Regions from separate parts of the Homo sapiens genome. Here region 1 is linked to region 2. Evidence: chromatin loops called from intact Hi-C (ENCODE). Cell type or tissue: Calu3. All regions are shown on one strand. Each heading gives the region's core, and the rest is flanking DNA. Links, peaks and the distances in the headings are about the cores only.

Region 1 (2,922 bases), core at 241-2,740, 79 kb before region 2:
TTCTTCTCCTTCCTTCCTTTCCTTCTTTCTTCTCCTTCCTTCCTTCTTTCTCCTCCTCCTTCTCCTCTTCCTCCCACTCCCCCTCCTCTTTTCTCCTTTCTCCTTTTCCTTCTTTGACTCTGTGTGTTCATGGGACTTGACATACTCTAGATGTTTGGGGGCAGATGAGAACAAAAAGGAGCTGGACAGCTTATACCTCCAGAGAAACTGCAGTACCATAGACAGACACTAGAGAGAGCAGGGATTATGAGCTCCTGAAAAACCAAAATCCCTCTAATTGGGAATTCACATACGTAAGTCCAGAGAATATTTATCCACAGAAAAAGGCTTGAAAATCCCCCAGAGACACTAGCTGGGCTGATTGGCAAAGGTCTTTCACTGTATGAAATCAGTCTGTAAAGAATGAGAATGGTGACTTCTTTTTCACATCCCAACACAAAGTAACAAAGCACACAAAGAAACAGGGGAGCATGGACCAACCAGTGGAACAAAAGAAATCAAACCAATCCTAAAGACACAGATGTATATGAATTACTTGACAAATAATTCAAAATAAATGTCATAAAGATGTTCAGTGAGCTCAGGAAAAAGATACATGAACAAAATGACAGTATCAACAAAGAAATAGAAAATATTATGAAGAACCAAACAAATATTGGGGCTAAAGAATACAATAACCAAATTTAAAAGCTCACTAGTGGGGTTCAGTAGCAGACTTAATGAAGCAGAAGGAGGAATCAGATAAAGAGAGGTCGTTTGAAATGATCCATTTAGAGGAGCAAAAAGAAAAAAACGAAGAGGAGGCTAGGTGCCGGTGGCTCACGCCTGTAATCCCAGCACTTTGGGAGGCTGAGGTGGGCAGATCACGAGGTCAGGAGTTCAAGACCAGCATGCCCAACGTGGTGAAACCTCATCTCTACTAAAAGAACAAAAATTAGCTGTGTGGGGTGGCGCACGCCTGTAATCCCAGCTATTCAGCAGGCTGAGGCAGGCGAATCGCTTGAATCTGGGAGGCAGAGGTTACAGTGAGCCAAGATCACGCCATTGCACTCCAGCCTGGGTGACAGAGCAAGACTCCGTCTCAAAAAAAAAAAAGAGTAAAGAAAGTCTAAGGGATGTATGGAACACCGTCAAGCAGATCAATAGACACATTGTGACAGTTACAGAAGGAGAAGGTAGGAAGGGAGGAAAGTATATTGGAAGAAATAATGGTCAGATATCTGGCGGAAGAAATAAACATTCAGATTGAAGAATCCCGATGGATCCCGATTACAAGAACTCAAAAGACCACACTGAGCACATTATAATCAAACTGTCAAAAGTTAAAGACAAAAAAGAGAATTTTGAAAGCAGGAGGTGAAAAGCAACTCATATAAGGGCACCCCAACAAGACTATCAGAAGATTTCTCAGCATGAACTTGCAGACCAGAAGGATATAGGGTAATATATTCAAAGCAATGAAAGAAAATTACCAAGTAAGAAAACTATATCTAGAAAAACTGTCTATCGGCTGGGTGCAGTGGCTCACGCCTGTAATCCCAGCACTTTGGAAGGGTAAGGCAGGTGACTCACAAGGTCAGGAGTTTGAGACCAGCCTTCCCAACATGGTGAAACCCCATCTCTACTAAAAATACAAAAAATTAGCCAGGCATGGTGGTGCGTGCCTGTAATCTCAGGTACTCAGGAGGCTGAGGGAGGAGAATCGCTTGAACTCAGGAGGCAGAGGTTGCAGTGAGTGGAGATCATGCCATTGCACTCTGTCTGGGCGACAGAGCAAGACTGTGTCTCAAAAAAAAAAAAAGAAAAAGAAAAATTGTCTTTTGGCCAGATACAGTGGCTCATGCCTGTAATTCTAGCCCTTTGAGAGGCCGAGGCGGGTGGATCACCTGAGGTCAGGAGTTTGAGACCAGCCTGGCCCACATGGTGAAACCCCACCTATATTAAAAATACAAAAATTAGCCCAGCATGGCAGGGGACGCCTATAATCTCAGCTACTTGGGAGGCTGAGGCAGGAGAATCGCTTGAACCTGGGAGGTGGAGGTTGCAGTGAGCCAAGATTGCGCCATTGCACTCCAGCCTGGGTGACAGAGTGAGACTCAGTCCTCCCCACCCAAAAAAAAAAAAAAAAAAGGAAAAAAATTGTCTTTCAGAAACAAAAGAGAAATAGATGTTCGTAGATAAATAAAAGTGTAGGGTGTTCATGACCACTAGACTTACAAGAAATGATACAGGAAAGCCTTTAAAGTTGAAATGAAAAGGGCATGACATAGCAACACAAAAGCATATGAAAGCGCAAAGCTTGTAGATAAAGGTATATATACAGATAAATACAGAATACTATAATGATGCGGATAAATCACTTTTAACTCTGGTATAGAATTTATGTCTGCCAGATATTAAAAACAAATATAATTATAAAAATACGTTAATGGATACACAATAGAAAAAATATAATTTGTTATATCAATTACATGAAGTGTGGGAGTGGAGAAGTAAGAGTAGAATTTGTATATGTGATTGAAATTAGCTTAAAATAGATTATTATACCTATAAAATGTTTTATGTAAGTCTCATAGTAACAACAAAGAAAATGCCTATAGGAGATACAACAACAAAAAGAAAAGAATCAAAGCAAGTCACTGTAAGAAACAAAACACAAAAGTCATCAATATAGAAAAAGACAAAACTACAAAAGCTACAAAACAATGAACAAATTAGCAATAATAAGTTCTTGCCTCTCAGTAATTACTTTAAATGCAAATAGAGAAAATTTCTCAGTCAAAAGACATAAAATTGCTAAATGGATAAAAAAAGATGGAACTATATGCTGTCTATAATAGTCATTTTAGACTCAAGGACACAGGCTGAAAGTGAAAAGGGATGGAAAAAGATATTCCAAGAGTTAATTTAAAAAAACCAACA
Region 2 (2,922 bases), core at 188-2,687:
AGGATTAAAAGGAAGGGTAGGTGAACGGGAAGCATGAAGAACTGACAGGGTCCTCCCCGACCTGGTCTTAGTTCTCATGTTGGGATGCGTGTGTCACCCTGGCCAATCACTAGGTTGGTAGTTCTAGACAACTTGGGTGCCTGAGAATTTCTGCAATATATTTTTCAAGCTCTACTTTTGGAGTGTGAATCTGAGGAGGGCTGAGGCCCTTAATTTCGTGAGACTAATCCTCAAGTAGTTTTTGCCTCTCTTTATCTTTGGGAGAACACAAGCAGAATACTTTACCTATCCCAGGTCAGAGACTTTTCTGGATCTCTAGAAGAAAAATGGAAGGATTGTACATTGCCCTGTTCCTCAAGAGTGGTGTAGAATGAACTAATTATTTTTGTTGGTTTGTTTATTATTTCTGGGTTTTGTTCCCCCTGCCCCCCAATCCTGGAATTTGGACCAACAGTGGTTGACAAGGAGTGTGCACAATTGATAGCCAAGTGCATAGCACAGTACCTGGCCCATAGCAGGAGCTCAGCAAATCTGTGTTCCTAAGTCTAATTCTAAATTTCTCTTCACAGCAAGTGAGAAACAGATGGTGGTGGTGTGCAAGGAGTCCCCAAAGGAGTATCTCCAGCCTTTCAAGGACAAACTAGAGGAGTTCTTCCAAAAAGGTAGGAAGCTTTGTCAGCCGCACATACACGTGGCCCTGAAACATCCTTCATTCCATGAATCTTTCTCTGAGGCCCACGGCCCCTGGCATCCTGGCTGACCACAGGCAGCTCTGGTGATTTCATTAGCCCATCTTTCCATGGTGGTTACATACTCACGGTAGATAAAGTTGTCCTGTAGCTTTCATATCACCTTTCAAATCCAGTTTAATATTTTAAATTCTTGAATGTTACTCTGGCTTTTGTAAATTCTCTGAGGACAAACTTTTTTGTCTCTTCATGGGGCTCAAGGAATTCCTTAGCCCGTGTTTACTGACAAATGACATACATGTAAGGCAGATGTGGTCATGCATTTCACATTTGTGGTCAACCTGGACAGGTGGATGGTGATCACCCTCCTGGTTTTATGAGTGTAGCAACTTGGAAACTTGTGTTATATTTTCCATTCCTTTTCAGATAGGAAAATTAGGGCCAAGTGAATGTCACCCATCAATCACTTGCTACCTATCAGCCCTCTGGGGGTTAGTCAGTGAAAGTGATGTGCTGGTATGCATGAGACTCCACACTTTCTTTGAAATCTTAACAGATTTCCTTCCTTCACAGTTTTGGCATGAGTAGGGAACTTCTGTTTATCAGGGTTAGTGAACATGGAAGTATCATGTCTTTTAGATAATTCCTATTCTAATTTCTCAAATTTAACTTAAGATGTAAAACAAAAATAAGTGTGGGGTTGTTGCAGGCAGCTTTTTTCCCTGCTGGAAAGCTAGAGGAAACACACATAGGAGCCTTTGGGGGATATCTCAACATGCTTTTTCTATTACTGAGTAAGGCCACTTGTTACCACACCATCAACAAAAGACTGTTAAGCAGGGTGAATGCATAAAGTGTGGCCAAACCAGCTTGAGAATCAGCAGGGAAATTCTCAGTCTATGAGTCAGAGGAACTCCATTCCAGCTGCTGTTCCCTTGGTGCAGAGACCATTGCTCCCTTCTCCATGATGAAAGGTTGTCTGTATTGAAGTAGGAGAAGTCAGATTTCTCTCTCAGCCATTACAGAACCTCATATATGATGGAAGAAATGCTGTCAGACAAAGTACCATCTTGAGAGCAAAGATACCAATACTTGTGTGCTATGTGACTATAGGAGATGGATTTTATAAGTGACTTATCAAAAAATGCATTGCTGTATAATTATACTGTGTAAATATAACCTAAGTAGCCTGAAGAAAACCATGAACTACTTCCCTTTGCTGACCCCAGTTAATAGTATCTGCTTTTTACATATGCAGAATTAACTTGAAATGAGGCTCATTTGTACTTGGATTCCATCTTTATTTTTAATTGCTATTCTATTTCTAGAAAATTTTGCCATGTGCATGTCAGGGTACTATTTACCTGCATGCTGTAATGCTCTTAGAATCCTGCGTCTGCAAAGCAGCCAGCTTATATTGTGAATTTTATTCTTTTTGTTGAAAAGACATAAATATGAATAGATTTAAAACCTTGAGAATCTTCTTTGGTACCTTGGAAAAGCAATTTGCAAATCCCCATTTGGGATAATGTGTTAGCCTCTTCTCTACTAGGGCTCCCAAGACAATTCTGGTCTATTCAGAGAAAGGGAATTTATATGAGGGAAACTGGATCTTATGACAGGGAAGTAAAGGTATGGCCATAGGAAGCTGTTCTAAGAAAGTCCTAAAACAGTGGTTCTCAACTCTCTTGCATACTAGAATCACTTAGGAGATTTTTTAAAATCTTGATACCCGGGCCCAACTCTAGACCCATCATCAGCATCTCTCAGGGTGGGGCCAGGCATCAGATTTTCTTTCTTTTTTCTTTTTTTTTTTTTTTTTTTTTTTTTACTCTCCACGTAATTCCAGTGTGGAACCCAGATAGCCAGTACTCTCTAGCTTAGTTCACCTTTTAATGTGTATTCAAAGATTTATTCTGAGCCTGCTATAGGTTAGGCTCTATGTTAGAGACCAAGAGTACTAAGATTAATTGTATACTCCTACACTCTGTCCCAAGGAATATCTTAATGGGAAAAGATCTATAATTGAATACAACGAGCTCTTTTTTTTGTTTGTTTTTTGTTTTTTTTTTTGAGGTGGAGTTTTACCCTCATTGCCCAGGCTGGAGTGCAGTGGTGCGATCTCGGCTCACTGCAACCTCCACCTCCCGGGTTCAAGCAATTCTTCTGCCTCAGCCTCCCAGGTAGCTGGGATTACAGGCGCCCACCACCACACCCGGCCAATTTTTTGTAT

The links. Hi-C counts contacts between places; a loop is a spot of excess contacts. Peaks named below come from ENCODE experiments on the same cell type or tissue, not always from the same donor. Only the 100,000 strongest peaks of a DNase experiment are listed, where the experiment ranks them.
Region 1: a loop joins it to region 2, with 3 times the contacts of the local background. A loop is called at or near these places in 20 of 110 quality-filtered maps.

Annotation. Positions count from the first base shown.
Region 1 is chr15:32,933,807-32,936,728 of GRCh38, reverse strand. All of the region lies in intron 9 of FMN1 (formin 1), which reads left to right. Among named protein-coding and RNA genes, the nearest start is that of GREM1-AS1, 220 kb to the right of the region's middle. In Calu3, for the core only: no CTCF peak of the experiment used is centred there; no DNase peak of the experiment used is centred there.
Region 2 is chr15:32,854,755-32,857,676 of GRCh38, reverse strand. It overlaps FMN1 (formin 1), which reads left to right. Exons shown (of 21, transcript NM_001277313.2): 17 at 570-662. Among named protein-coding and RNA genes, the nearest start is that of GREM1-AS1, 140 kb to the right of the region's middle. RefSeq lists an enhancer at 1-897. In Calu3, for the core only: no CTCF peak of the experiment used is centred there; a DNase peak (open chromatin) is centred at 1,576.